4 separate regions of the Homo sapiens genome follow, and regions 1, 2 and 3 are each linked to region 4. Evidence: chromatin loops called from intact Hi-C (ENCODE). Cell type or tissue: PC-3. All regions are shown on one strand. Region 1 overlaps LINC02376 (long intergenic non-protein coding RNA 2376). Region 2 overlaps LOC107984449. Region 3 overlaps LINC02405 (long intergenic non-protein coding RNA 2405). Region 4 overlaps LOC107984449.

Region 1 (8,000 bases), 150 kb before region 4:
GATACATATGTCCTATAACAATAACAATGGATGTGATATTCGATATAAAGCATCAATAGCTCTTATCTGTGGAGAGCCTTTGCAGGGATGCTGTATGTTCACAAACCCATTTCTTTCTTCTGTGCACACAGGTGGACTTCATTTCCCAGCCTCCTTTGTGGCTAGGTGTTGTCATGTGACTGCGTTCTAGCCAGTGGACAATGGTGTGAGTGATGCCTGCTATTTCTAGGCTTGGGTCCTAAAACTTTCCATGGGGCCACCCCCCACCCCATGCTTTACTGCCTCCTTGCCCTCTTCTCTTATCTATGGCTGGTGGGTGGAAGGAGCTTTCTTACCTCCCCAGAACCAGGAAGAAAGCAGCACCTCCCAAAACCCTCAGACTAGGAATAGTAACAGTGGACTAATGGGTGAATGAGACACAAACAAACCAAAACAAGTTTTATCGTATCGAGCCATTGTCATCTTGACGTTGTGAATACTAAGGTTTAGATTCCCTGACTAATACAATAGATTATCTTTGCTGCTATTTTAAGCACATTTCAAATAATTGATTCACTTAAATTTCACACCCCTCCTATGAGGTAGAAAATATGGTGCCTCTCATTTTATGGTGGAGAAACTGAGTCATGGAGAAGTGAAGACACCTGCCTGAGGTTCTGATGCCCGTCAATAGTGGGGCAGAGTACATGATTCAGAGCTAATGGTGCTTCCCTGTCTTGCTACACACTTTGCTCTTGCCATCGTATTGTTTTTTGCTCATTTTAATGACTTCCTATTTACTTCTGCATCTTATGCAGAGTATGAAGCCCTGAGGGCTGAGACCACATCTGCCTGGTTTTCTGTGGCAGCTGCAGCATCAACACTGGCTCTTCGAAGAGTAGCAGCTGATGAACATTACTCCGGCAAACAATTTTCTCTGCTAGGTGAGTGGTTCCAGAAGAATATCAGGGAATCTGCCTCTCCTTCTCTGAAAACTGCACAGAACAATGAGCGAAAATAAGGCTCTGTTTTGAAGGAAACTTTGTCATTTATCCATATCTGCGCATTGATACAGAAATCGGATTTTTTTCACCCTGAATTACTTTTCTAATTGTGCATTTCTTTACCTATGGTTAAGCATGCCATTTACAACTAGGGTTTTTTCCTTGGATTGGTATGCAAATCCACTTGATCTACATTGTAAGTTGGTTTTAAATTAATTTTTTTCATTGATATCTGGAATATTCAACTAAAAGATTCTAGTCTTGTTATTTCATACCCGTCTACTCCATTTGCCCAGAAGCAAGTGTGACAAAGAAGTAGAGTTTAATCATCTTATTAAATGATTGCTAGCCGGCTCCTTTACTTAACAGCTACTCTGGTCTTCTTAACAAGTTACTAATTTCATAGTAGGAATAGAGTTTTCAAATATATAACTAACGATTTGTCTACATTTAATTCTGTTTGACTTTTTCCAAAAGTATGAAGTTATATTTGTAAGAGCTTTGAGAGGACTTGGGCAATAATTTGATGTCTCCAAAAGATTCGGATGCTGTATTGCAATTAGATTATTTCCCTAGATTTGACATCCTCATTTAGGCTTCACGGTCATGTGCAACTTTCTAGTTAAAGTCACTTCCCTGTAACGTTCAGAATGATCAATATGAAGCCATCCCTTTATAAGAATCGTGCCCCACTGGACTGACTTATGCAGTTCCAAAGGAGGGGTTTTGGCTTGCTGCATAGGATTTTTCTGGAAATACTTCCAGGAAAAAAAAAGCATTTTGCCCACAGAAGTCACCCCCAAGATTATCTGTTAGAATCAGCTGTTTTATTCTGAAAATATTTATTGAATTTTATCTGTGTGCCAGGAACTGGATAAATGCAAAGGAAGGAGGGGAGAGTGTGTCAGACGGGGACCCTGCCCTACTGGAGCACACGCATCACCACCTGGGTTAGGACGGCCTCACCCGTCCCCTGGACCTTCACCTTATGTCCCAGAGAGGAGACATCTGCTAGAGCAAAGAAAATTCATTGTCATATAAAACAAACAAGAAAACACACACACACATGTGCACACACACATACAGAAAGCAAATAAAACATTGTTAGATGATGTAAATTGTCATATCAGTGTGTGCAGTGGTACCTATAAAACTGTTATGTGGCTGGGCGTGGTGGTTCATACCTGTAATTCCAGCACTATGGGAGGCCGAGGTGGGGAGATCACAAGGTCAAGTGATCAAGACCATCCTGGCCAACATGGTGAAACCCCGTCTCTACTAAAAATACAAAAATATTTAGTAGTAGGGTGTGGTGGCGTGCGCCTATAATTCCAGCTACTTGGAGACTGAGGCAGGAGAATCTCTTGAACCTGGGAGACGAAGGTTGCAGTTTGAGCTGAGATCATGCCACTGCACTCCAGCATGGTGACTCTGTCTCAAAAAAAAAAAATGTTATGTACACAGGCACAAAAACTCAGTAATTCCATTCTGATGAATCCATCCTAAACTACTAAAGCAGAACAGCACAAAGATGCATGCATGAGAGACAGTTAGGAGGGAGGGCTCAGGAGCCAGAAACACCTTAGTCTAAATCCTTGTTTGAGCAGAGGTTACCTGACTCACCATGTAAAAACCCTATGTCTGAGTCCCTGTAATCTCGCCAATAAAATGGGGAAAGTCATATTGCCAACTCCTAGGGTTTTGCACAGGTTAAGTACATTTTATGAGTGTGGTGAGCCGGAGCACCTCCTTATTAAGATTAACCCCACGTAGAGGGGAACATGTTTCCCCCACATATCTACAGCATCTGGTACAAATTTGTGGATGCCTTCAGATCACTGGGGCAATCATGTGCTTTCTGGACAGTGGCTCCTAAAAGCCAATATGGTCATTGCCCTGAGCTGTCACTGCACATGCAGACCAACCAGCCACATCGCCAGGGGCTTGCTGACATTACTGAACTTGGATACAACTCCACACCACCTGGAGAGTCTGGAGTATAATCAGGCATCCTCAGAAGCATAAAAAGAAGTGGGTTGTTGCAACCAGAAACTGTGCAGGGGTGACACCTTATGTGTAAACTCAACCAATGGGGAATAGCCAATAGAAAAAAGCCACCTTATTTTCCCCCATGACTTACTCCTTGTGACAGGATTTCCCCTTGAAGCCAGTCTGCAGAAGGCATTGGCGCCAAGTACCCTGGCCAGTGGCCCACTGTGTGTCACCACTAGTCATCATAAAACAGTAGATATCACAGGCCCTCATTCCTCAATGTGGCCTCACCTCTTCAACTTCCTATGTTCTCATCCCCATTGCTGTGGGCGTACAGCTCACCCAGGAGGCATTAGACTTACAAATCCTGGACTTCAGCTTGGTTGTGGCATGCATGACTTAATAGGAATGAGGAGAGAGAGAAGTGGATTGATCATGGGTTGAAGTAGTCAGAAAAGGCCTCATGCAGAAGTCAAGGACTAAGCAGGACTATGACAGACAGTCATAGGACAGGAAAGGCTCTAATCTTGGCAGAAGAAGAGCATGAGCATGGCACTGAGTCTTGAGTGAGCATGGTCAGATAACAGTACAAGCCACAAACCAATGACTATTGCAGGGAAGCAACAAGAAACAAAGCTGGGAGCTTTGAGGCAACAGGAGATGTTTTACTCCATGCTTGAGCCCTTCAGACAGCAGGGGTGAGGGTCATTGTGACATTGAGCAGGAGAGTAAAAGTACAAATGTCCTGTTTAGGAATATGAGTAGGCCCACCAAGTCAATGAATGGGATGATGGTGGTGGATTCTAGGGGAGAGATTCACAGCACTTGCTGGAGTCCCAGGAGAGTCCATGGTGGGGACTGGACAGGTGTGATGCTCCCAATTAAGTGGCTCTTCCCTGGTTTCTCTATTCTTCTTCAGAGACGGTTTTTCAGCTCAGCACTATTGACATATGGAGTGGATGATTCTTTGCTGTGGGGCTGCTCTGTGCAATGTAGCATGTTTCATCATGCTGGCTTCAACCCACTAGATGTCCTGCCACCAGCTGGGACAAAGAAAAATACCTCTGAAATTGTCAAATGCCCCCTGGGGGGACAACATTGCACCAGATTAAGAACCACGGCTTGGAGACATTTTTTTCTTCTCAAATCTTTCATTAGAACTTTGCACCTCTTTGCCCTGAGAGCCATAGCACCTTTTTTATTGGTCGTCGAGGACAGCGTGATGCAGGGAAGGAGCCCACACTCTGCATCCTCACATAGGCCTTAAGAATATCTCACTCTCCTCTTCTCCAGGAGGTGAGAAACCTTTGCTGTTCATTTTTCACAAAGAGGCCTCAGCCCAGAGCAGGATTGAGGGCCACGTGCAGAGATGAAGCACTGCGGTAGGCAGTGTTGAGGGAAGCAGGCAACAATGCTCTGTCATTGCCGTTGCGCTCCCTCACGTGCAGAGCTCCTTAGACTGTGACTGAGGAATAGCTGTGGGGCATTGAACCTGCTGTGCCATGACTCTGACCTAGTGATTAATGGAGCCCCACGATCTGCACATTTCACATTAGCAACACGCCTTCCATGGAGGTGCGACTCTTGACGGATGCATCTTGCTTTCTGAGGTGCGGGCTGGTCGCCCTGGAGTTAATGAGGTGGCGATACACAGCCTGACATTGTGATCATGGGACAAGACTCTGTCCTCATGAATGAAATGATTATTCATGTTTTGCTAATTATTAATTCAAATGTTAACTAGCACTAAACAGAAGCCTGTGCCATCTGGGGGGAAAAATTGTCTTTATTGCTGTTAGAGCAGAAATCCTGTTTGGTTTACTAAATATATATATATTTAGTATAATAATGTATATGTAGCACTATGTAGATATATGGTATAGTATATATATGCACACACTGATAGTATATATATATACATACAGCATGTGTATATATACTATTATACCATACTGTATATATAATATAGTATTTATACTATATATGCATGTTTTATTTATATATACATATATATACACACACACAGTATATATGTAGTATAAATACAGTCATTCATATATTTATACACATACTGGCTTCCAGATATTGTGATATTATACATCCCACATCCTGGAAGGGTTTTGATACTACAGAGACTCTTGTGGGTCGAATTGTAAATGGAAAGAGTTGGAAATTCCAGCCACAATCCAAGCTGGACACAACCCTCCTTGGGTGGTTGAAATAAAGAGACATTGAAATGGGCAAGACTTAGAGAGACGCAGGTAGAACTAAAGGAACACCCGAGAGCTGGCGAGACACTCAGAACCCAATAATAGTGGGAGGCCGTCACCACGTCTCGGGCTGCAGGGGCATGATGAGAATAGAGCATCCCTGCAGCCATACAAGGTCAATGGTTAATATCTTTTTCAAGACCTAATTTTAAAGGCCACTTCTCCAACTTTAAAGGAAACCGTAAGTAGCTCTTCCCACTGGCTACATAATCCATTTACATGATCCATTAATCTGATCAGGAGTGCTTCAGTTTACATTTTGCTAAAAAGGCTACGCAAAATGTTGTGACTTACAACAATTCTTTAAAGAGTGGCAGATTCAAGTACTTAGGTTGGATGGGTCATTCTTGTACTGGGTGCAGACACGCCACTCAAGCAGATAGTGGAGGGTTGGCAATCTGGGATATCCAAGACCTTCTTTCTCAGGTGTCAAACTTTTAGCGCTGTTGGTAGGGCTACCCCAAGCCTCCTTCATGCAGCCACTCATCTTCTAGTGGGCTGGACCCGCTTCCATGCATGGTGTTTTTGTTCTTAATTCTTGTTCTTGTTCTTGTTCTTTCTTATTCTTGGGGCTGTGTCCTAACAGGATGAAGGTGGAAACGGCAAGGTCTTGAGGCCAAGACTCTGGAAGTTGCACAATATCACCTCTGTTGCAACTCAGAGGACAGTTCAGACTAAAGACTTAGGGAATAGACTCCACCGCTGGATGGAGCAACATCAAAGTCACATGGCAAAGAAGCGTGCATATGGGGATGAGGGATTTGCTACCAGGAAGCTGACTACTGCAAGCAGTGAGCTTGGCCTCTATGGGGCAGGAAGCTGCTCCCAGTTATAAACCACTCTTGAGAATCAAATTCTTTGAGGTTTGTGCTTCCTCCTGGGCATGCCAAGCTACTTTGCTGTCATAGAATACTCCATGGCTATATGCTGTCCTGGGTCTGAATGTGTAAGACACTCCTTGGATTATGCCTGAGTATAAATTATTCCCCATGTATACATTTCAACCTGGTAGCATCAGCATAAAATACTTCCTGACAGGTGCTATTTCTCCAGTATTAGGTGTCCTCTAGAGATAATCTACTTCCTGGTCACATAGGTGTCTTCCCAATGTCCAAGCTACTCATCAGGAGAAAATATATATATATATATATATATATATTTATATATATACACACATATATTTACATATGTACATGTGTATATATGTGTACATAAAACATTGAAAATAGTTTATTTCTGAGCGTGTAAATAATCATATTTCCTAGAAGTTTGCTACTCCTTCAACAGAAGATGCTCCCTGAGCATGGGCTAACTTTGTTGCTGTTTGTGATGTATGTGTGTGTGTGTGTGTGTGTGTGTGTGTGTGTGTGTGGTTTCCTTGAAGGTTTATTTTACCCTTTTAGTTTTAAACTCATGTATAATATAAATACAGAAGAATACACATAAAGTAAGTGTATGACATGCTTAATTTTCAACAAGGAGATACTTTGATTCCATTAGCACCGAAAGAAAGAAAAGAAATCAACGCACCTCTGAAACCCCCTTGTACCCCTTTTCATTCACTAACCCCCTCTGCAAGTAACTACTAATTTGATATATAAAAACATAGGTTAGTTTTGGTTATTTTAGAACTCATACAAATGGAACCACACAGCATATAGCCTTTTGTGTTGGTTTCTGCTACTCAACATGACTTTTGCAAAAGGCATCTGTAATGTTGCATATATTTGCATTTCACTCATTTGCATTGCTGTTTTATTTCACTGTGAGAAAATGCCACCGCTTATCTGTCCATTTTATGCCTAATGAATCTTTGTGTGGTTTTCAGGTTGTGAGACATTCTAGTACACTTCCATTGCCGGACATGTGCATGTATAATTTAGTATGCTATTTCCAGAGTATTAAAAATTCACTGGGAGAGTTCACTTCCAGGCTCATAAGCATAAATACTCCCTAGACACTTGCTACTTCTCGAGCACGATATATCCCTTGGCCTAAGCTATTACTGGGATAATTAAGCCCAATAATAAGCTTTGGATGTGCTGTTTTTGAATATAAGGTATGCCCTTGTTACATGCTCCTTTCAGGATATATGTCTACTCCGAAAGTAAGCTCCTTCCTGAATATGCACCCTAATTCTGGGTCTCTGCTTGAGTGACAGATAATCTATGGGTGTGTGCTGCTTTTTGGGCAAATAGGTTTCTTCCCAGATGTGAGGCACTCCAGGGCAGAGGGTGAGGGAGTCTCTGAATGACCTTGGTGTCAGACACTTTCCCACTGGATACTGTCATTGGTGATATCTGTCAGACCATCTGCTGAATCTCATCCTCTGGAAGCTTAGTGCTCTTGGGATTCACTCTTGGAATTCCTCACCTCCTGAAAAACGTGTTTGTTCTACAAGCATCTTTTTCATGTTATTCAGCACAGCAGAGGCCATCTCAGGAAGATCCACACTTTATGCAGAAGCAGATCTAATCCTTGACTTGTTTTCCCTCAGCCCATGGGGCAGATGCCACTGCAGATGGGCACTCACGGGGATGGGTGATGGGGAGATAAACCGTTCATCAGGCACCTTGACTGTGGGACTACAGTTCAAGATTCCCAGGAGAACCTTAATGAGCCACGGTCACTGGAAATCAATGATGATAATGATGATGATATGCTCTCTGTTAATGAGCATGAGAATTTCCCACCATATGTCAGCAGACAAATTGCATTTAGCAGCTGGTATGTGATCAGCATTTACGGAGGAGGA
Region 2 (8,000 bases), 50 kb after region 4:
GGACACTGAACCAAATTGAGGACTAGCTCAAATAGGTCGAGGCAGAGGCACCTTTCCATAAGACACACCCACCAGTGTGCCTGTGTCGGTTTACCATTGCCATGGCAACACCCTGAAATTACCGTCCCTTTCTATGGCAATGACTCCCCCAGAAGTTACCACCTGTTTTCTAGAAATTTCTGCATAATCTGTCCCTTAATTTGCATTTAATTAAAATGGGTACATATATGACTGCGGAGCTGCCTCTGAACTGATATTCTGGGCACACTGCCTATGGGGGAGCCCTGCTCTGCAAGGAGCAAGACCTCTGCTGCTTCAATAAATGTTGCTGTCTCACACCACTGGCTCACCCTTGAGTTATTTCTGGGTGAAGCCAATAACCTTCCTGGGCTAAGCCCCAATTTTGGGGCTTGCCTGCCTGCATCAATTGTCTCCATTATTTTCTTATTTCTCCCATTGCCTGGGCTCCAAATCAGCTAATTATGAAAGCAAAATATGATTTCCTTCCCCAGGAAATGCTCCAGTGCCAGAGTACACTACAGCGCCAGAGGACTAATAGGCTGAAAGCATTGTTAGCTGAGTAAATCATGCATCTCTGAGGCTAAGGGTAAATCTTTCAGCTTGGAATTCGTCATTGCTGACTTATAGTTCACGCCATGGATAGCTTAGTATCTTCACTGGAAATGATTTGGAAGAACCCATTTGTGCCTCCCGGCCTGGTTCCCTAACAAGAATTCTGGGTGGTGAGCTTCACTGGGGTGGAACACTGGTGGTGGTCTTGCATTAAAGACACAAGCTCCCATTTGTCACACAGATGTCACAAACCCACACCATGGCTAGGCATGGTTTTCATGGGAGCAAGCAAAAATAATTCCACATCATCAGGACAGAGTAAGCCTGTGTGCTCTGGCAATATTCCCTATAGGGGCGATCAATTTTTAACAGGCTGTAGGGTTGATGTTGACATTTGAGCTCTTGACCAATCTCTGAGTGTCAAAATGCTTTTCTGCACAATAATCCTTGAGAAAATGGACATTGAAACCATATTCCTGGGACCTGAGTTCTGGCTGCTCATTCACTGTGTGAGCCATCTCTTTCTCACTTTCCCTGTCTGTCTCAGTTTCCTCAACCTTAAAATGGGAATAAAAGCAGATATTTACCAAGGAGAGTAGTCGTGAACATTAAATGAGTCCATACATGGTAAGCCCTTAACAACAGGATCTGGCATGTAGTAAACACTCGATTGTCAGTTATTATTAAAATCATTATCTAGTTTAATTCTTGGCATAGACTTAAAAAATACTGAGGTTGATTTATCATGTTAGTATCTATTCACTTATCAACTTCTAGAAAGCGTAGCTGTGTTTTGATCACCCAATGTCTATTCCCCTTCCTTTTGGTAACAAGGACTGTGTGCCCTTTTGGAGATGAAACTCTCTCTACACAGGTGGAAAAGGCCAGGGGAAAATCATGTGATCCAAATAGATCACTGGGATTCTTTCTTCCTAAGCTTGAACATCAAAGGCTTGAACAAAGTTATTCATGAAATGGAAAAAAAATCCATTTAAACAAATTCATTCCTGCAGCATTGATTGCTGTGGACCATTCCTGGCTCTCCATGCATCCGTGCACTCCCTCATGGCTGTTAAACAGATCTCTTTATTCTTGATGTCCAGGCTCAGATTCTGTTGCAAAATAAAGACAGGAAGAAAGAGTGAGAGTGAGAGAGAGAGAGAGAGACTGAGAGAAAGAAATAAAGGACGAAAAAAAGGAAGGAAAGAGAAAGAATAAAAAAAGAATGAAGAAAGGCAGAGAGAAAGAAAGAAAAGAAAGGAAGGAAGGAAGGAAAGAAAGAAAAAGAAAAAAAAGAAAAGAAGAAAAAGAGAGACTCAGAAAGAGTGAAGGAAGGAGAAAGAGGCAAGAGGGAGACAGAGACCAAGAGAGGAAGGAAGGAAGGAAGAAAGGAAGGAGGACCTCCTCACACACATTCAAAAGAAGACTCACTGATAGCCTTGGGTTGTGGACTGTGGATGGAAGTAAACGAGTTTTTCCCAAAATTGTGACTAAAATTAATCTTGAATGACTAAACCGAGCATTGCTCTGTAGACCTCATGATGTTAACATTTCACCATTTATAATTTTTTTAGTGGTTTTAGAACTGCATTTTCCCCAAAAAGCATTGTCCTATGTCTTCTTCAGGGTCCCCTGGTGGACACAGCTGCAAAAGAGAAGCCTGTTTGCCAAGTGACTGGCTGAGTAAGGGGTCAGTTCCTGTTCCTCAGGTGGAGATAAGCCAGGGGGCTGGAGCTGTGGCGAGTTCTCAGTACAGCTCTAATAGAGCAGAGAGAGAGGTGACAGGGAACAGTCTACTTCAATCGCACTGGACATGTGAAGTGTTTTTCCCATGGTGATTCTTTACTGAGGTTTGATTTCTCTTACTGATTAAAAGCATAATGAAATACCAAGAAACAAACACCAAATTCAGAACATCTTTTAATTCTGAAAGGAAAAAAGCAAAATGCAATTTGGAAGCGTGAAAAGGGTCTTTAACAGCCTCTGTGCTTTTTATTATATTTTCCTTGAGCTAAGTGTTGAATACATATTTGCCTGTTACATTATTTTTATATCTTTTTGCATGTTGATAATTTTTAATAACTTTTTCTTACCATGGAATGGGAAAACAAAGAGACTTTTATTGGCTAAGTAGTGAATAAAATAATAATTTCCAGGTGGATGGTCTTTTCCATTTCTATTAAATGAGTAACACGTTTCTAAATGAACACCATTTTATTAGATGAAACACTAAATCTCACCAAACGTATCCTTATTCACAATTTCTAAAATGTATTTATTAATGTTATGTGTGACTGGGACTTAACAACAGCTTCCATTTTTGCTCGGAGTTTTTTACTTGATCAGAAGCACAGAATTGTCAAAAAAAAATTCAAGCACTGTTTTTCACACATCTCTTGAAAACATGAATAGGCAGGAAGGAAGGGAGATCAATACATTTTATTTTTCTTTCCCATCCTCTATGAAAGTGGTAAAGAGAAACATCACTCATCCCTGCTAGTGAAAATTGGACTCTAAGTATCCAATGTTTTGCCAAAGCCAAAAAATAACTTTGAAAGTAAATTATATTCCTTGCTTTACAGCTGAGTGACCTACTGAGGATTTGTAATTAAATATGGCACCATTTTTAAATACGGAGTAGACTTCTGAGTTGAGATACTATGTTCTGGTATTCTTGTCTAAAATAGCTTCCACAAGAACCTAAATTTTATTGAAAAATACTTAACGACATCTTTTTCACAAATGAGTTTATTCAGACTGAATGCAAACGCCTTGAAGGAATACTTTGCGTTTAGTGTATGGAAAGGCATATACCTGAGATCACTGAGCAAAACGCAAAGAGCCCTAATAGAAATGTTTGTATCTGCCTAGACCGCAGGGCCTCCAACTTGTTGCCCAGAGAAGAATTAGTCCCATAAGCACCCTTATTAGGGAAGAGAAACCAGCCAGAGGCTGAACAATAGACACTGTGTGAGTAGTGAGTTGGTCACAGGAAATAAAACATGTATCTATGTCTATACTAGCTTTGAAATATAGTGATCAATAACAGCAGTCCAGGTGGTGGGGCAACCATGAATAACACAGATTCATCAAAACTCAGTGTGCTGTATTTACTTCCCATGCTGGGGAAACAAATATTTTAAAAGAGAGGGAGAGAGAAAGAAAGAGAGAGAGAGAAGGAAGGAGAGGAGGGGAGGGGAGGAGGAAAGAAATGAAGAACAAACATACTTTTGAGCATTTCATTGCCAAATAAATGCTCAAAAGTATGTTTATTTCAAATGTTATTAATCACCGTAGATTTTCCAGTGAAACTTCTTAAATTAGTTCTCTGGTGCTGCTGTAAGAAATCACCACAATCTTCGTGACCGAAAACAATACAAATTGATTATCTTACAATTCTGTAGGCGAGAAGCCATACATGAGTCTCTTTGCCCTAAAATCAAAGTGTCAGAATGCCTGTGAAACTTACGGAGGATTCAAGGGAGAATGATTTTTTTGTGTATTTTTCAGCTTCTACAAATTGCCTTTTGAGGCTTGTGGTCCTGTCCACCTTCAAAGCCAGACACAGGCACTCAAATCCTTCTTATATTTCCTCACTCTGACCCAACTCTGCACCCTCTCCCATCCACATTATTTTAATTTTCTTTCAAAGAGTTACTTGACCATGGTCATTATGCTAAGTTCACCCAGATAATTCAGGATAATCTTCCTCTTTTAGTATCAGCTGATTAGCAGGTGTTAGAAATATCAAAATTGTTAGAAATAAGTAATTGGTGCCACGAAGAAAAGTCAGTACGGAGACGAAAGACCTCTCAGCAAGGCCATCTTTACTTTCTACAGAAAGGGTGCTCATTCGCAGATGGAACCATGGCGAGAACACACCTGAACAAAGGAAAAGCAGACATATTTATCCCTTACGCATTTGGGTCGTCCTTACTGCTGTGTCCTGCATCCATTGGCTGGAGCGGGACCTCACAGTCTGAAACTGATACCCGATTTGCTAATAGCCTAAAACTTTCCTACATAGGTAAGTGCAAGAAAGAACAAAGGAGAGGAAGTTGCTTACGAAAGGTTTAAGGAAGCAATAACATTTCGAAATAAGGAAGGGGCACAGGATGTGAGCTGGGATGTGCCTGTGAGCATGTCCGACAATTACATAGGATAGGGCTTAAAAAAGAGTTATTAGCACAAAGCAAGGAGGCTTGAAGAAAGTTAGTCTTTAAAATAAACTATTATTTCTAACAATTATGATTTATTCTTTAACAGGGGGGAACATTGAAGAGGAAACTTTTTACTTTCTACAGCAGGCTTAATTCCATTTCCCTTAATTTCCCCCTTGACATGTAACACAATATATTAGTATATTCTGGGGATTAAAACTTAGAGTACATTATTCTGCTAACATACTTCCCTAATGCATTTCCATTGCAATACCCACAACTTGTCACCTTTTCCGCTGAGCATTTGATCTTAGCCCAAATACTACCTGGATTTAAACAATGCCTCTTCTCACTTGGAAGAGAACGCTAGAGTGAACGTGGAGCAGATGTCATTGTCGTAGTGAAATGCAGTGAAGGCTTTTCTACGACTACTTTAAAATAAATTTTTGTTTGTGACCTTCAGCAGCAAAACAATCCCCTGACCTTTATGACTAGTCATGGAATTGTCACCATTGGAAATTAATGTTCTTACAGTTCTGCTGCTCAAGAAATAATTGCTTTTAAATTGCTCCAGGGAAATGTCTTTCTTTTGTGAATGCCTCATTAAGATTTTATCAATTCTGCTTTTATTTTTTTCTTTTTACATTTAAATATAAGGATTCCTTAGGCATTTTCAATAAAAGTTAATGAGTTATACGAAATCTGGTTGTAAAGTGAAATTTCTTATGTTGAATGCTATTTCCTAATGGAGTTCTTCTTTATGAAGGTAGAATTACAATGTGGTTCTTCTCCTTAGTACCAAAAATATAGAAATATAAAGGACAGCCTCAGTGAAATGTTATTCTTGGAGCCCAAGTTATGGTGCATCAGTATCAGTTTCTTTCAATATTAAATGAATAGGTCTCTTTACTGATACAACCTTTCCTCATAGTCTAAATTGTACTTGACAGAGAATAACTCGTAGTGAAAGCTAATATATTTCTGAAGCAACCTAATTGTTATGTTTTATTAAATAATAATAATGTAATAATTTATATAAAAAACAGATGAAAGTGAGATGTTTTTTATTGTATAAAATGACCAAATTGATATTAAAAGTCTAAAATTTTCGGAGGGCAGATGCTTTAACAATTCATCTTGTAAACTGCTTAGCATGGCTCAAAACTTGAAGTCCTAGATAAACACTTTTGTGGAAATAAAATATTTCAGGCCCTTTAGCTTTAAAAAACTAATTAGATGATTCATGAAGGTTTTATGTGAATGTCTTCTTTCTCCCAAGAACACTATGTTTCTCTACAATATAGCCAATAAAATTATATTGTTATAATAACTTTATTTAGTAGAAATCACATCTTTATTTTGAATATCATGATTCTGAGAGAGTGAAAGCTTCAAAGACTTGTCCAAAATCATTCAATTGTATATGCAGAACTGGATTTAAACAGGAATCATTTTAATTGTGTGAATTAGTTTCCATATATTAATATATCTTGCATATTTTTGTTTTTTAATTCATTTCTCAAATAAAAAACAATAACCACAACTATTATTTTTGCCTAACTAACCTTGGAAATGTTTGAAATAAATTGTATTTGTCATGTCTAATATGCTTCCCTGGTGGAAAGTTCTAATGACCATTTGTTCTATCCATTTTTTTCCAGAAAACATTATCTAAGTCCGAGAATTGAGGGTTTTTTTTTTTTCTGTAAGAGTGATTTTAAAAGACACTTTGAATATTAGAATTTATCAATAAGAACATATCCTGAAACCAGAAAACAAATTAAAAATATATATATGCATTTTATGCACAAAATTTTCTAGGATAAACCTAAGAATCTGTTAGAATTTTAAAATTAACCAATAAGTTTATAGAAATATAATAATCTGAAATCAGAGGGGAAAAATAAAAATTGAATATAGGAAATTTGATGCAGGCTTTAGAAAGCAGGTAGGAGGACCAGGTAAACAACTAATCAGTGTTGCCTCTCTATAAGTCCAGGTCTGCTTTTAAGGTAGCGTCTTTCAAACTACGGGTCACAGCACAGCAGTGCTGTGAAATAAAGTTAGTGGGTTGAAACTAACATTTATTTTGTAAATCAGATGGAATATGCTATGTCAGAATAAAAGATAACAGAGCCAAACAGAATAGAATGGAATGGAAAATATTTGACAACATTGCAGCAGGTAAGGAGGGTAAATGTATATCTGAGAAATTTTGCTTTAGTATATGTGTGTGTACACATGGCTGTGTGCACATATGTATTGGTCGAGATATAAAATGTGTTTCTCTATGTGAGTTGTGGTCAAAACATTTGAAATCTACTTCCTTTAGAACTTACAACTGTAACACTTGATGTTCATATTAACAGCAGAGAAAAGCTATGTATTGGGTGATATGGATGAAGAAATAATACGGATCCTTGTTATTGAACATTAAAACACAATAAAAATAGCAACACCGACAACATCAATAATAATAATAATAGGCCAGGTGCAGTGGCTCACACCTGTAATCCTAGGACTTTGGGAGGCCAAGGCGGGCAGAGCGCCAGAGTTCAGGAGTTCGAGACCAGCCTGGCCAACATGGCGAAACCCCATCTCTACTAAAAATACAAAAATTAGTCGGGTGTGGTGGCAGGTGCCTGTAATCCCAGCTACTTGGGAGGCTGAGGCAGGAAAATCACTTGAACCCGGTGGGCAGAGGTTGCACTGAGCAGAGATCGTGCCACTGCACTCCAGCCTGGGCAAAAGAGCAAAACCCTGTCTCAAAATAATAATAAACATATAAAATTACCATGTGACAGACTTCCAAGTGCTTTACATTTATTACCATTAAATTCTCACAACTCAACTGTATGAAGTTCTATCATCCCAATTTTAGAGTAAACTTAAGCAAAAAGATGCTAGCAAGTTGGGGAACCAGATTCTAAAACTGGCAACGGGTCCATTATCATCCCATGCACCTTTGCACTGTTCCTTCTTGATCTCATGGAGACTGAAGGTGAGTCTGCTTTGGAAAGCAATGAAAGAAAATAGAAATTGCTTTGACAATCTTATTAGCATGTGATCTATTGATATCAAGGATCTGTAGTTTGCGAAGTTAGGCCACAGATCAGGAGAACAGGTGTTTTCTTACAGAGCAGCAGTTCCAATACCTGCCAGTAGCTTCTTGGAGTAATAGGTAGAGAAGAGTTCCCAAATGCTGGGCTGACCAAGTGGAAAAAGCAAAATGCTGCAAGTGATTGGAAACGTCTGCTGTAATGTAAG
Region 3 (8,000 bases), 73 kb after region 4:
GAACAATTGCATGAGATAATGTGTGCTTGGCATCTTCCACACAGGCCCATCTGATCAGTGAACATGGGACCTGGTGCCAACCCCAGGGCCTCTGCACTGGGTCACCTGCTTAGAGTCTCATCTTCTGGGTCTTTCCATGGCTGACTAACTCTTCATTCAGATTTCCCTCCTTAGGGAGACCTTCCCCAAGAATCTTTAAAAACTATTGTCTGGAGTTTATTTTTGTAATAATATTCACCAGTGTCTGAAATGTCATTAGTTTATTTGCTTATTGCAGTCTCCTTGCCCCTAGAATGACCTCCCCTGAGCATCGGGACCATGTTTGTCTCATTTCAGCTCAACCATCCCAGCATTGAGCATTGCGCTGTCACAAAGCAGTTCCCAAATCAAACAGAAATTCCACATGAGTGAATAAGTGGATATGTGACTGTTGGGGAATGGATCAGCAGGGTACAGGGCCAGGTATCAGCAGCTCCAACAAGGAGAACAGTACGCCGAAGGAACCTACTAGAACAGTACACTGAAAGAAACTATTAGAACAGTACGCCAAAGGAACCTACTAGAACAGTACAAGAAACCTACTACAACAGTATGTTGAAGGAACCTGCTAGCTTGATACAAGAGTAACTGTGGTTTTTGCCATTAAAAGTAATGGCAAGGCTGGGAGCCATGGCTTACATCTGTAATCCCAGCACTTTGGAATGCCGAGGCGGGTGGATCACTTGAGGTCAGGAGTTTGAGACCGGCCTGGCCAACATGATGAAACCCCATCTCTACTAAAAAGACAAAAAGTAGCTGGGTGTGGTGGTGCATGCCTATAATCCCAGCTACTCAGGAGGCGGAGGCAGAAGAATGGCTTGAACCCGGGAGGCAGAGGTTGCAGTGAGCCAAGATAGTGCCACTCAACTCCAGCCTGGGGGACAGAGGGAGACTCTGTCTCTAAATAAATAAATAAATAGGCCGGGCATGGTGGCTCATGCCTGTAATCCCAGGACTTTGGGAGGCCGAAGTGGGTGGATCACCTGAGGTCAGGAGTTCGAGACCAGCCTGAACAACATGGTGAAACCCCATCTCTACTAAAAATACAAAAAATTAGCTGGGCGTGGTAGCGGGCGCCTGTAGTCCCAGCTACTCGGGAGGCTGAGGCACGAGAATTGCTTGAACCTGGGAGGCGGAGGTTGCAGTGAGCCGAGATCGTGCCACTGCACTCCAGCGTGGGCAACAAGAGCAAAACTCCCTCTCAAAAAATAATAATAACAATAAATAAATAAATAATGGGAAAAACCACAATTACCTTTGCACTAACTTAATACTTACAGAATCTCTACTTTTCTCCATCATAATTTTTGAGAAACCTTCTTATTTTTAGGCTGCTGTGTCAAAACCCTTTTGCCTGGCAGGCCTGCCCCATCTTCCCCACAAGAAAGCACTGCCGGTTTCCTCCAGCTTAGAGCCCAAGGCTGTGGGGAAGACAGTGTCAGGATGGTAAATATAAGGTGTGGCTGTCAGTCTCCCTCTGTTTCTGTGCTTGATGAAGGCAGAGGGAAGGACAATAGTGCATTTGAGCCTTCCTTTTGAAACCGACTTTATGAGAGAATGAATGGCAACAGGGACAGTAGCCACATCAGCAGCAGCAGCAGGCACTGCAGGGTTTCCCCAGGCCTGGTGCTGTTTCCTACACGGTATCTCGTTGCTTCTCACAGTGGCCCAAAGAGGTAGCTACTATTATTATCCCCATGTTACAGTTCAAGAAATAGGCTCCCCAAACTTCTGGACCTTCCCCAAGGTCATGCCATGGATACAAATCAAGGTCAGGAATCAAACTCAGGCCACTGAACTGTAGAGCTTCCATGTTTAACCGTGAAGAGTGTTCCAAGGAGACAGCTCAAGTTGAATAAATAAAATAAATGAGATAAGTAGAAGGACTTATGTAATCATGTAAGAAGGAAGTACATGAAAAATATGTATGTTTGTGCTTGATTGATTGATCAATTGATCAGTTGATTTAAAGGAATCATGGAGACTGAAGACAGTGGGAATAGGAACAGTCTAAGCCCTGTGCAAAGGTAATAAATACTCTTTTTTTTCTTAGTAGTTTCCAGGCAGCAATGTAGTATCATGAGCAAATATTATGTTTTCGTTTTTATTTCACAAGAGAAGGCAGAAACCTAGAATTTGATATGATGTTTTCACCCCACTCCTCATTTTAAATAGGTAATTAAGTTTTTTTAAACTTTGAACAGGCCAACACAAAAGGATTGAGACACCAATCATGGGGGGCTAATATGGCCTCGAGCTATCGGTTTCAACCTCTAGTTTTGGGGATTGGTTTAGGAATTGGGCTATACTGAATTATCCCAGGAGAGCTGTCTGTTTTCTGTGTGTACAGTGAGGATTGTGGGGGTGGGGACTTGCTTCTAAGTATGTTTAGAAACCCATCTCGTGAAGGTCATAGGGGTCTGCTTTTACATTCACAACATGGACTTCACGTCTGAACCTAGAGGCGGGCGTGGAAGAATGAACTTGTATAATTGGCCATGAGGCACAGCACAGAAAGCCTCCTGGCACATTAAGGACATTATCAGTCTAAGAGGATGGATGTTTTTCCACATTCCACTAATGTCTCAGCATTGTGAGGAATGTAGACCTTGGCTTTGACTTATGAATTCAAGAATGAAGACTAATGATAGGGAAAACATAATTGTAACCCTTCCTCCTACCTTCCTCCTTCCTGCAGGCAGCTCCCTCACTGTTGCAGGGGCATCTTTCCCGTTAAGCAAATGAGAGTTCCACGTGCAAATGGTGTCCTGGGATCAGGGCGAGATGATCCCTGTCTGGATACATTTTAATATTGCGTGTGTTGTTTCACATCCTTAAACATACTCTCAGAAATATGTTTAGCAATCTAACAGAATTGAAATCAAGTTTAATGTAAAATTACATTGATTTTCTATAGGTCAAAAGGGTGCAATTAAATGTGTTTTTACTATATTGTTAAAAATCAAGTTACTACTATCCTCTGCCTGTTTGATTAAATGATGACATACTCCACATATGTAAATGATGCATTTTCATCATGAAGGGATTGAGTCAAATTGAGGGACCGTGTGTTTTCAGAGAATGAGATCTATGAATCGATGAAGGCAAGAACTGTTCTCAGTAACAAGTGGAGTCTTACTGTATTTGAAGAAAATTGCATGCTTTTGCTTTGCCTTCAAATTGGGCTTTGTTGTTGTTGCTATTGTTTTCTGTTTAATCAAACACGAAGTTTAAAACTCCAAAACTGCAGGTGTCGTACTTGTTCTATAAGCCAATATCTCCCTGAATCTTGTGCCCATAGCTAGCACTCAAATGTGTATGTCATTGCATACTCCAAGTAGTTAGTTTTCTGGATACTGATATTTAAAATTCCTAAATGTCTTGGTGTTTTTAAAGATGATCAATATGGCAGAACCACCATCAACTTGGAGATTAGTGTCGTGTGTTCTCATCTTCCATACATCTTGGATAAATCACTTATCTCAGATGGTAAAATGAAGCCATTAGAGCTTACTGGTGCCCCTAGGTAGACAGCGTGTGCCTCAGCTGCAATGAGAGGTGATTTTAGGTGGCACCAGCCTCCATATTAAATGATATTAAACCATATGGTGAAAAACCATTTCCCATTATAATTCTCCTTTAGTCTGCCTGGTTGCATGAAGCAGAAAATCTGTTTGGTGAAGATGTGTTTTTTTAACTTTTTAATCCCCCTCTCTAACAACGGGAGAGCCCATTCCGGCTCAGGGATGAGCACCTAGCTGGAATTTTTATTATATTTATTCATTTCTATTGAATTTGTTTTGAAGGCCAGACATAGTAACTTTTCTAAAAATCTAGTGACCTTCCTGTCCATCCTTCCTCTCTTGCTGTAGTCCTAGGCTATCTCAGCATGTGAACGACGATAGCCTCTAGGCTAGGCAAGAAATTATAGCCGAAGACGGAAATTGAAAAGCTGAGATAGTAGTTGAATAAGGAAACTTACATGGCCAAATGGCTTTTCACCTATGGTGGAAATCATGTTTGTGATGGGAGGTTGTTTATACCCTCAACTTTGTGATAACTAACTTGCATCTTGTGGCCTCAATGACTTTATTCTGTATCTTCAATGCCATATAAGTGACCTGACTTCACTTGTTAGCAACCAAGCAGCCCACACCTTGTCTTGGCTTTATACCTACAGGCCTCTGTGTAATTTCCTGGTGACTCAGGCAGATCTATACCGAAAAGGCAATAAAAACGTGTGTTTTTCCCATTATTCTCTTTACATGAGCGAAAAACTCAGTCCTTTGTCTATAATTCTCATTAGTCATTGATTACTCACAAGGGGCGGGAAGGAACAGAGACCCAATAACAGTAGGGAGAAAGCTCCTAAGCATGTTCCCTGGGGAAATACAGTAAGAGAAAATTCCCTGGTGAGCCTTTTGCACAAAGCATTGCACTGAGAATTATAAAGCTAGAGAGAATATTTCGATGGAATTAATTGCACATGATTTTTTAACTAGATGGAAATTGACTAGCATATTATAGCTCCCTTATTACATTTAAGTGCACTCAGCGTATACTGTACAAATGCCACAGATAAACCATCTGCCTCTGCTAGGGCTTTGATTCATTATGAATAATCTTTGCACAACCTGCACTGTCCTCTACCCAGGGGCTTCCCACATGCTTCCTTATACTGAGTTCCCTGCAAGGATTCGGTGCTGGTGGGTATTTAAGAACATTGCATCTGACCAAGCAAATGCAGTGTTAAAAAAAAAAAAAAAAAGGCAATAAGAAAACAGAGGAAAAAACACACACAATCCCTAAATCGCTACAAAGACTGTTTTCAATGCATTGTGGCTGCTCTCATTATGTTTCCAGTACCAATCAAAAAGTTGACAAAGCTGTTAAGAAAATAGCGTGTATTTCTTCTTTCCTGATGTTGTTTCTATATTCACACCATCCAGAGCCAGCTTCCCAATCATAGAGGAGGTAATGATATTTTGCAGAAACAATGGTTGGTATTGTGGAAATAGACTTTTAACAAGTATGTGATGAGCAGATGGTGCTATTTTTGACTCTGGTAAAAAATTTGATTTTAATAATAAATTTATTTTAATAAGAAGCTGTGCAAACCAAAACTGAAGACATGTGATCAGCATTCTCATTCAACAATGGGTTATGAGCTTTCAGGCTTCTGAAAGAGTTGTTTTTTTTTTATAGCTTCGTCTGTCTTTTCTTTCCTGTTTTGGAGAGAGGATTTCTTCCTTCTACCATTCCAGAAGTCCCAACAAATCATGATTATAATTTTAAAACTGGAATAAAAACTTCCATTTGAATAAAAGGAATACATATTATTAGAATTTGAAAGAACCAGTATAGCTGAAGAAGAAGGCTCATCTTTTATTCATTGCATATATCTTGCATGAGACTACTTTACTAGTTTGAGTTAACGTATTTATTTTACGTAATCGTGGGAACGTTTGGGCTATGGTAATTTAGTGACATTTTACAAAAACATAATTTTGCAGGGACTTGGACAAACTAACTGTTCTGGTTCCTTTCTTAATTTCCCAATCTCAGATGAGCTCTAAGTCCTGTTGCCACAGGCCTGTGGTCCTCATATGAGTCCAGCATATTTCCAGCTGCTGCTCAACACAGTCCCACTCAGCACAGTGTGCACTAAGGCACCTCAGTGGGCAAAGGGAACACAGGTTACTGTTGTGCTTTTGACCGTGTGCATCTGTTCACCTCTCCTCCGAGTGCATATCTCCTGACCAGGATCACGAGATGAAAATGTTTTTCTTACTCAGATGCCTGAAAACTAGAAGGCAACAAATGAATTCTTAGTACTCTAGGTTAGCAGTCCCCACCTTTTTGGTACCAGGGACCAGTTTCATGAAAGACAATTTTTCCGTGGACAGGGAATGGTTTGGAAATGATTCAAGTGCATTTACATTTATTGTGCTCTTTATTTCTACTATGATTACATACTCAGCATAATGTAGGATCAGTGTGAGCCCTGAGCTCATTTTCCTGCAGCTAAATAGTCCCATCTGGGGGTGATGGGAGACAGTGACAGATCATCAGGCATTTGATTCTCATAAGAAGCTCACAATCTGGATCTTTCGTATGCAAGCACAGTTCACAGTAGGGTTCACACTCCTGTGAGAATCTATTGCCACTGCTGATCTGACAGGAGGCAGAGCTCAGATGGTAATGAGAGCAATGGGAAGTGGCTGTAAATACAGCTAAAGCTTTGCGTCATGCTTGCCTGTCACTAACCTCCTGCTGTGAGGCCCAGCTCCTAACAGGCCACAAACTGGTACTGGTCCATGGCCTAGGGGTTGGGGACCCCTGCTCTAGGTTTTTCAATAATTCTTGGTTTACACACTGAGCATGGCTTCACAGACATAGAAAAACAGAAATCACGCAACCATTGAAGTTTCTCTGATCCACAGAAAAAGAAATAAGCATCAACTATAGGCTGGTAGAATTCAACTTCTGTTTATCTTGATTGAGGAATTCAGGTCTCCAGATTGGGGAGAGGATACATTTCTGTTGTTTTAAACTGCCAAATTTAGCTATGTGCATGGCAGTGCTCAGAAAGGCATTCAACAGCTGGTGCTGGTACAAATGTTTGCAAATCAATGGAAACCTAAGATGTGTTGCAATATTTAACTTAAACCTGTTTTCTGAGAGAGTCATTATATATATATAATGTATATATACACATTTTATATATATTACAGTATACAAATATAGTATATATATTATATTACATACATAATATATAAATATTATTATATATAACATACATATAATGTCTACCTTTGAATTGTATTGTTAAGAACAATAACATTCTGTAATATCGTTTTTGTCAAGTTCAGGGGCCAATGATTTATGCAACCAAAGATAATTAATATACAAACATAAGGTAAAAGTTCTCCCTGACTCCATGGCTGCTTTAACTTGCTCCGAAATCATGCTTTTGGGGTTTTTATTGTTTAAATTGCTTTCTAAATAGCATTTTAGCCTTTATCCGGACACAACTAATCATTAAAAATTCAAAGACACATTCATGGTATCTTTATTGTGATAAAAGTAAATTAGATGAAATAACTTATTAACTCCTTTTTTTAGGAAAAGATGGCCACTTTATATTTTGTTCCTTTTTCATACTCCCTATTTCTATAAAGTTTACCTAGATGCTCACTGCATTTCCAGGTAGGCAAGATAGTTAAGGAAGTTCAGAAGGAATAGTTTGTTCATAACAGCTTTCTTGAGATATAATTCACACACCATAATATTCATCATTTGAAAGTGTATAGTTATTATCCTTCGCCCAATTTTTAATGGGGTTGTTTGATTTTTTCTTGTAAATTTGTTTAAGTTCTTTGTAGATTCTGGATATTAGCCCTTTGTCAGATGGGTAGATTGCAAAAATTTTCTCCCATTCTGTAGGTTGCCTGTTCACTCTGATGGTAGTTCCTTTTGCTGTGCAGAAGCTCTTTAGTTTAATTAGATCCCATTTGTCAATGTAGGCTTTTGCTGTCATTGCTTTTGGTGTTTTAGACATGAAGTCCTTGCCCATGCCTATGTCCTGAATGGTATTGCCTAGGTTTTCTTCTAGGATTTTTATGGTTTTAGGTCTAACATTTAAGTCTTTAATCCATCTTGAATTAATTTTTATATAAGGTTTAAGGAAGGGATCTAGTTTCAGCTTTCTACGTATGGCTAGCCAGTTTTCCCAGCACCATTTCTTACATAGGGAATCCTTTCCCCATTTCTTGTTTTTGTCAGGTTTGTCAAATATCAGATGGTTGTAGATGTGTGGTATTATTTCTGAGGGCTCTGTTCTGTTCCATTGGTCTATATCTCTGTTTTGGTACCAGTACCATGCTGTTTTGGTTACTGTAGCCTTGTAGTATAGTTTGAAGTCAGGTAGCATGATGCCTCCAGTTTGTTCTTTTGGCTTA
Region 4 (8,000 bases):
ACTGGCCATCCTTGGTTGGCTATGGAAACACTGACTCTATGAGCCTAGAGATTGGACTTTTCCCCAGAAAATAATAAAAACTGTATCTGTCTTTCCATATTTTATTTGTTCTTGTACATTGATCCGCCTCTGAGCTGAGGAAAGGGAAGCGGGAAGCTGCTTTTTTTTTTTTTCTTTGAAACTGTGTCTCACTCTGTCGCCAGGCTGGAGCGCAGTGACGCAATCTCGGCTCACTGCAACCTCTGCCTGCCAAGTTCAAACGATTCTCCCGCCGCAGCCTACTGAGTAGCTGGGATTACAGGCATGCACCACTACGCCCTGCTAATTTTTGTATTTTTAGTAGAGACAGGGTTTCACCATGTTGGCCAGGATGGTCTTGGTCTCCTGACCTTGTGATCCACCCGCCTCGGCCTTCCAAAGTGCTGGGATTACAGGCATGAGCCACCGCGCCCAGCAGGGAAGCTGCCTTTAATCACCTGTATTCCTAAATGGCTAAGATTAGATGAGGCCACCAACGTAGACTCATCCAGTTCCTTCACTCAACTTTGACTTCCATGAGGGCAGCATCAACACTTTAGACAGAAAAAGAGGTAGAAATGAATAGTAAACTTCACTTGTAGGAGAAACCTTTCTTATTTTCTCCTGTGACTCCAATGCTATTTTTAAAATAAAAAAGATAGATTTCATTTGAATTAAAATAAATAGATCCAAAGAATGCTTAGACCTGCAGCCAATGGCTCTTGGTGGGTCTGGTTCTCTGGATGAACATGCAGTAACTAATTTATTATTCCAGGAAATCCACTTCCCACCTTTGTTTCAGAAGCACAAATATTCTTTATTGTACTGTGTCGGGGTGCTGCAGTGGCTGTTGATGCTAACTTTTGCTTACTTGCAAATAAGTTTGTGTATGTTTTGTGCACACCAGGCATTTGAAGATTCAACCCTGTCACTAAAAGACAGCTTTTATTTTAACCCTGTTGTGAGCCTTTCAGGCCTTAGGTGCACAGAGGGTTTACCTGGAGGAAGTCATGGGGAAGGAGCTGGCCCCAGCTCTGAGGGCTCCTGTTTTTGTAGGTTCCTCACCAGCCTCCAGGGTTACAGCCTGAAGCCTGCCTGGCATCCTAGAGAGGCATAAACGCCTATAATGCCTCTCTAGTGGGCTCCTCTTAGACTCGGGGAAGATCTCGTTTCATGATGCTTGAGGAATCTCAGTTTTCCCTTGCTCTGTAATGAAGGCTTGGAAATGTTTCCTATTACATCACAAATCCCCGCTCTTCCTTAGTGAGCCTTTGATTCCTGAAGTAGCTCTTATGTGCCTGAAACCATGGAATGTCTTCTCATGCGACAATTAGAGAGAAAGGCTAGCATTTGTTTACTCTTTGTGCATGTAATTGTATTGCCAACCTTTCCTTAGAGTTGTATCTTGTTAATATTTTGTCAGTTGAATTTTGGCATCGTTCTCAGGTTTTGGCAGAATTGGAATAGTCATTAGCTAGCTGTCCCCATTCAAATAAGACTGCAGAAAAAGGAAGGAACAAATGTGAGTAAATCAAAGAGCTTTTCCTTTTCCCTGATTTTGTTGATTGCAATTCCCATATCTTGGTTCAGCTATCTCATTAGTGGATTCTGATGAAATTATTGAAGAAATTGAAGAGCTTTTGATACTCCTATACAGACCAATGAAAACAAGTCATTTGTAAGTAGTTTCTCAACACAGATTGCTGGATCCTTTAAAATCTGTGTTTCTCTTGCTCAGAGAGGAAACTGAGATCATCCCTCTCATTGTCATCAAGATAGAGCAGGCAGAGGGTGCCACCGACTCATCTGGGTGCCTTGACTGAAGTCCCAGAGGCCCCTCAGCCTCAGCGCACGTGCAGACCTGCAAGATTTCTCAGGGGGTTATTTCCTGATAGAACATCTTTCTCTTTCCAAGGCATTTCTTTGACTTATTCATAAATTTAACAGGTATCTACTGACTTCTGTCTGTGGCTTGGCCTTGTGCCCATCCCAGGGGTTAGAGTCAAAAGTCAGCCTCTATGCAGCCCTCATGGAAGTCAAAGTCCAGTGTAGGAGCTGGACGAGTCAAGGGTGGTGGCCTCTACTCCTTTTTTTGTATGGGGATGTTTTGCAAAAACAGCTGCTTTCAACATGTGCCCTGCCCAGAGAGCACCTGCACCATCTCATGCCAGTCCTAGGCAGGTAGCCTCTTTCTTGCATCTTCTATCTTCTCCCTCTACAACTCATCACCAACCTGGATGGAAGGGAGGGGAGACAAAGCAGGAGAAAAGAAGCCCCCTCTCTTCTCCCACAGCGTGTCCAGAGGGATAAGAGAGAGTCTGGGTATGCAGGTTGCTAACCCAGGATGGCTTATTTAAACAGTAAGCAAGAACATACACAAAAACAAACAAAATGAAAACTTTCATTGGACTTCTGTTGAAAATCCAGGAGACTATTATGTCTCAGAAGCCCACATTTCTATGGGGTGACCACTGGCTGGAGCTGTCGCCCCCTTAGACAGATCAGTTCCTCCTCCTGTCACTGCAGCCCACTCTGCTGCTCTGGGTTCTGTCATGAGCTGGATTGTGTGTGCTCATAATACGTATGTTCAACTTCTCACCTTCAGGACCTCAGAATATAACTGTATTTGAAGAGAGGGTCTTTAGAGAAGTGGTAATTTAATAAAAATGAGGTTGTTATGGCAGGTCCTAATCCAATCTGACTGGTGCCTTTATAAGAAATGGAGATTAGGCCAGACACGGTGGCTCACACCTGTAACCCTAGCAGTTTGGGAGGCTGAGGCCAGCGGATCACCTGAGGTCAGGAGTTTGAGACCAGCCTGGCCAATGTGGTGAAACCCCTATCTCTACTAAAAAAAAAAAAAAAAAGTAGCTGGATGTGATGACAGGTGCCTGTGAACTCTGGAAGCTGAGGCAGGAGAATCACTTGAACCTGGGAGGCGGAGATTGTAGTGAGCCAAGATTGCACCACTGCACATCAGACCGAGCAACAGAGTGAGACTCCATCACAAAAAACAAAAAAAGAAAAGAAAAGAAAAAGAAAAAAGAAAAAAAAAGGAGATTAGGATACAGACACTGAGTAGACTATGTGGGGACACAGGGAGAAGACGGCCACCTACAAGCCAAGGAGAGAGGCCTCAGAAGAAAGTCACCCTACAGACACCTTGATCTCAGACTTCCAGCCTCCAGAACTGTGAGGAAATGCATTTATGCTGTTTAAGCCACCCAGTCTGTGGAGCTTTGTTATGTCAGTTTGAGCAAATTAATATAAATTTCCATTGCTATGCCTCTTCCTTTTGACCCATGTATCTGATCTTCCTGGAGATTGTAGGCCATTTGGATGTGTGATTTTGATTTGAACTCATTTTTCATAGGTTTAATATACAAAGTTTTGCAATATGCAAGTGTAGTAGGGCTCCTAAAAATGTCCATAGGCTAGTCCCTGGAGCTGTTGAACATGTTATTTTGTAAAAGGGACTTTGCAGATGTGATTCAGTGCCTTGAATTGGGAGATCACCCAGGATTATCTGTGTGAGTCCTGTGTAATCATGTTTTCTAATAAGGAGAAGGACTGAGGGTCAGAGTCAGAGGAGAGGTGACCACAATAGCAGAGGTTAGAGTGTCAGGAGTGCTGGCAGAGGGACCTAAGGAAAGGACTGCAGGTGGCCTCTGGAAACTGGAAAACACAGCCAGGAGTACGCTCTCCCCTGGAGCCTCCGACAGGAACACAGAGCCAGGAGTAGATGCTCCCCTGGAGCCTCCAACAGGAACACAGCCCTGCTGATAGCTTGATTTCAGCCACACAGACTAATTTCTAGACTCTGACCTCTAAAAGTATAAGACAGCAAACTGATATTGTTTTAAGCCACCTTGCTTATTCATTTGTGAATATGGGCATCACTGACTCATCCCACTGGGATGTACACTGCCCAAGGCAGGAATCTTGCCTATCTTGTTTCATGCTGTGTCTGTGGCACCTAGAACAGTGCCTAGCACACACAATTACAAAAACAAAACAAAACAAAAACACAAAGTGCTCAGTAAAGTCCTGCTAAGCAAATGACTCATCCACATTTCCCAGCCATGGAGGAGTAGAGATGACACGCCCATCAGGCCATTCCACTCACTGGGAAACCCCCATGACTTGCACCTTTGCCTGAGGTTGGATGCAGAACCCTGTGGGCAGGAAGATAGACCGATGCTGTTGAGTGAATGATGATTAACTGAGTTCCATGTTTATGCATTTACAACACAGCAGGCTCTAAGTTAAGCATCTCTCATTTACTTCTCAGGACAGTCCTACAATACAGGTACTTTGATCATCCCCAGAGTGCCTAGGAGACAGGCTCACCAGTGAGGAGTGATGCAGCCCAGGACTCACAGTGGTGAGTAATATTCAAAATGCAAGCTGTTGCCTGCATATGGTCTGTGTGTGTCTCCATGACCGTGTTGTATATGGCAGCTGCTGTGGGGTAGAAACCCCCTAGTGGTTTTGGTGTCCTGAGAGCTGAGTTTAATATTCTACATCACTGCTGTGATACAGAGTCTGATTCCATTTTTAATGGTTGGCCCCTGACCCCTTTCAAGCCCCCACCCTCACCTGTCCTGGTAAGAAAGTCCAGCATCGCCTCCCTCAGCACTGTAGGGAGTTGAGCCATGCAAGCCAGGACTTGTGCACTGGAGCCCACCCCAGCCTGCCTCCCATTAGCAATCAGAGGCAAGGCTGCCCTCCCTCTATCCCCCACCCTCTATCCCCCACCCTCTATCCCCCTCCCTCTATCCCCTCCCTCTATCCCCTCCCTCTATCCCCCACCCTCTATCCCCCTCCCTCTATCCCCCACCCTCTATCCCCCACCCTCTATCCCCCACCCTCTATCCCCCCTCCCTCTATCCCCCACCCTCTGTCCCCCCCTCTATCCCCCACCCTCTATCCCCCACGCTCTATCCCCCTACCTCTATCACCCACCCTCTATCCCCCTCCCTCTATCCCCTCCCTCTATCCCCCTCCCTTTATCCCCCACCCTCTATCCCCCCTCCATCCCCCACCCTCTATCCCCCTCCCTCTATCCCCTACCCTCTATCCCCAACGCTCTATCCCCCTACCTCTATCCCCCTCCCTCTATCCCCCACCCTCTATCCCCCACCCTCTATCCCCACCCTCTATCCCCTCCATCCCCCACCCTCTATCCCCCTCCCTCTATCCCCCACCCTCTATCCCCCCTCCCTCTGTCCCCCCCTCTATCCCCTCCCTCTATCCCCCACCTTCTATCCCCCACCCTCTATCCCCCACCCTCTATCCCCCCACCCTCTATCTGCCACCCTCTATCCCCCTCCCTCTATCCTCCACCCTCTATCCTCCATGCTCTATCCCCCACCCTCTATCCCCCTCCCTCTATCCCCCACCCTCTATCCCCCTCCCTCTATCCCCCACCCTCTATCCCCCACCCTCTATCCCCCTCCCTCTATCCCCCACCCTCTATCCCCCTCCCTCTATCCCCCCACCCTCTATCCCCTCCCTCTATCCCCCACCCTCTATCCCCCTCCCTCTATCCCCCACCCTCTATCCCCCACCCTCTATCCCCCTTCCCTCTATCCCCCACCCTCTGTCCCCCCCTCTATCCCCCACCCTCTATCCCCCACACTCTATCCCCCTACCTCTATCCCCCACCCTCTATCCCCCTCCCTCTATCCCCTCCCTCTATCCCCCTCCCTCTATCCCCCACCCTCTATCCCCCTCCCTCTATCCCCTCCCTCTATCCCCCACCCTTTATCCCCTCCCTCTATCCCCCTCCATCCCCCACCCTCTATCCCCCTCCCTCTATCCCCCACCCTCTATCCCCCACCCTCTATCCCCCACCCTCTGTCCCCCCCTCTATCCCCCACCCTCTATCCCCCATGCTCTATCCCCCTACCTCTATCCCCCACCCTCTATCCCCCTCCCTCTATCCCCTCCCTCTATCCCCCACCCTTTATCCCCTCCCTCTATCCCCCTCCATCCCCCACCCTCTATCCCCCACCCTCTATCCCCCCTCCATCCCCCACCCTCTATCCCCCTCCCTCTATCCCCCTCCCTCTATCCCCTACCCTCTATCCCCAACGCTCTATCCCCCTACCTCTATCCCCCTCCCTCTATCCCCCACCCTCTATCCCCCTCCCTCTGTCCCCCCCTCTATCCCCTCCCTCTATCCCCCACCCTCTATCCCCCATGCTCTATCCCACACCCTCTATCCCCCCACCCTCTATCTGCCACCCTCTATCCCCCTCCCTCTATCCTCCACCCTCTATCCTCCATGCTCTATCCCCCACCCTCTATCCCCCTCCCTCTATCCCCCACCCTCTATCCCCCTCCCTCTATCCCCCACCCTCTATCCCCCTCCCTCTATCCCCCCACCCTCTATCCCCCTCCCTCTATCCCCCACCCTCTATCCTCCTCCCTCTATCCCCCTCCCTCTATCCCCCACCCTTTATCCCCCATGCTCTATCCCCCTACCTCTATCCCCCACCATCTATCCCCCTCCCTCTATCCCCCACCCTCTATCCCCCTCCACCCCCCACCCTCTATTCCCCTCCCTCTATCCCCCACCCTCTATCCCCCACCCTCTGCTCCACTCAAGCCATGGGCTCCATTGGTACTAGGAACAATCCTGCTGTCCCCAAAAGTCCCAGTTGTGACTAATAAACTGTTACATACATTTTATGTGCATTTTTGGATCAACAATCTCAACACTGGTCTCAGCATCCTAACCAATGTGTGGAGGGACTGGGGACAGGTAGGTCTTCCCTCCACCAGAAAACCACAAGTCAACTACTTAATATCTGAGTTACCTTGCAACGAGTGTCTCTAACCACACCTTACTTTCCTGGATCGTAAAATGGTGAGAATGAAATTCCCTACCACAGAAGCTCACAGGGAAAAACCCTCTTTGAAGCATTGCATATAGGGTATGTACTAGTGATGCTAATAGTGACGGCAGAGAAGAAACTCATATTTAGAATTTTATTTTTTTACTCCATGAAGCCATGGGAAACAGATGAGAACAATTTGGGCTCTTGCTAAATGAGGATGAAAAAGAACTAACTGTCCTGACATGTCACCATGGCTATGGTTATTTAGGTCCAGTCCTCACTGAAGGACTGATGAGTTATGCTGAACCTCCTTGAGGGCAGACAATCTACATAAATTACCTGGAATTATTCTACACAAGAGACTTGTTTCTTCTCTTCTATTGATTGATTTAAGCATTTATGTCAAGATGTCTCATGAATATTTTCTTTGTACTTTGGGTTACCCAAAAGTATTTTATTTATTTTGTTGCATGAATTTGTCTAGCACTGGCTGCTGAGAACGCTTTCAGTTTGTACCTTTGCATACCCCCAACAATGATTTTTTTTTTCTTTTGAGCACTTCCTTACGTTCTGGCACAACAAGATGCTCCAGCCTCATTTTACATATTCTCTGTCTCAGTCCTAGAATCAGTCATTTTCCCAGGAAACTGTGGTTCTTTTCATGGGAGAATGGTATTAAAAATCAACATCTGGATTCTGGGTAGGCTTGCTTCTAAATAGGTAGACCTTCTTTTCCTATAATGGAGTTACATCACACACGCATTGCATCAATTATGTGTGTGTGTGTGTGTTTGAAAAAGAGAGAGAGAGATCAGACAGTGCTGTGTATTGCTCTACTAAAGTAGCTCATGTGAGATGTACAGCAAATGCTTCCTCAACTTGTCAAGCCATTATAAAATAACTTATATATTAGTTTTCTATACTGTCTAAGATCTTACCGTAAATTTGGAGGCTTACAATTTATGAGCTCGTGGTTCTGGGGGCCAGAAGTCCAGGCAGACATGACGAGGTTCTCTGTTCAGTCTCACAAGGCCGACATCTAGGTATTGACCTGATGGGGCTCTTTTAATCTTTTTTTTTTTATTTTAAGTTTTCTCAGTCATCTCTGTGTCTCTCTCTGGTAATGGTCCAGGACTT

Evidence for each region. Hi-C counts contacts between places; a loop is a spot of excess contacts. Peaks named below come from ENCODE experiments on the same cell type or tissue, not always from the same donor. Only the 100,000 strongest peaks of a DNase experiment are listed, where the experiment ranks them.
Region 1: it touches region 4 in a loop (2.0-fold over the local background); 6 of 110 quality-filtered maps call a loop at or near these places.
Region 2: it touches region 4 in a loop (2.4-fold over the local background); 4 of 110 quality-filtered maps call a loop at or near these places.
Region 3: it touches region 4 in a loop (4-fold over the local background); 2 of 110 quality-filtered maps call a loop at or near these places.

The regions. Positions count from the first base shown.
Region 1 is chr12:127,268,372-127,276,371 of GRCh38, reverse strand. It overlaps LINC02376 (long intergenic non-protein coding RNA 2376), which reads left to right. Exons shown (of 4, transcript NR_146537.1): 3 at 798-923; 4 at 1,851-2,101. Among named protein-coding and RNA genes, the nearest start is that of LINC02376, 12 kb to the left of the region's middle. In PC-3, no CTCF peak of the experiment used is centred here; DNase peaks (open chromatin) are centred at 2,121, 2,571, 3,271 and 6,021; H3K4me3 peaks cover 1,059 bases; H3K27ac peaks cover 3,677 bases.
Region 2 is chr12:127,071,704-127,079,703 of GRCh38, reverse strand. The region is part of intron 1 of LOC107984449; the gene reads right to left. Among named protein-coding and RNA genes, the nearest start is that of LINC02405, 15 kb to the right of the region's middle. In PC-3, no CTCF peak of the experiment used is centred here; a DNase peak (open chromatin) is centred at 3,533; H3K27ac peaks cover 2,883 bases.
Region 3 is chr12:127,049,339-127,057,338 of GRCh38, reverse strand. The region is part of intron 1 of LINC02405 (long intergenic non-protein coding RNA 2405); the gene reads left to right. Among named protein-coding and RNA genes, the nearest start is that of LINC02405, 7.1 kb to the left of the region's middle. In PC-3, no CTCF peak of the experiment used is centred here; DNase peaks (open chromatin) are centred at 2,598, 4,288 and 4,658; H3K4me3 peaks cover 706 bases; H3K27ac peaks cover 5,381 bases.
Region 4 is chr12:127,122,141-127,130,140 of GRCh38, reverse strand. The region is part of intron 2 of LOC107984449; the gene reads right to left. Among named protein-coding and RNA genes, the nearest start is that of LINC02405, 66 kb to the right of the region's middle. RefSeq lists enhancers at 4,201-4,270, 3,136-4,335. In PC-3, a CTCF peak has its summit at 4,515; a DNase peak (open chromatin) is centred at 3,970; H3K4me3 peaks cover 1,087 bases; H3K27ac peaks cover 2,601 bases.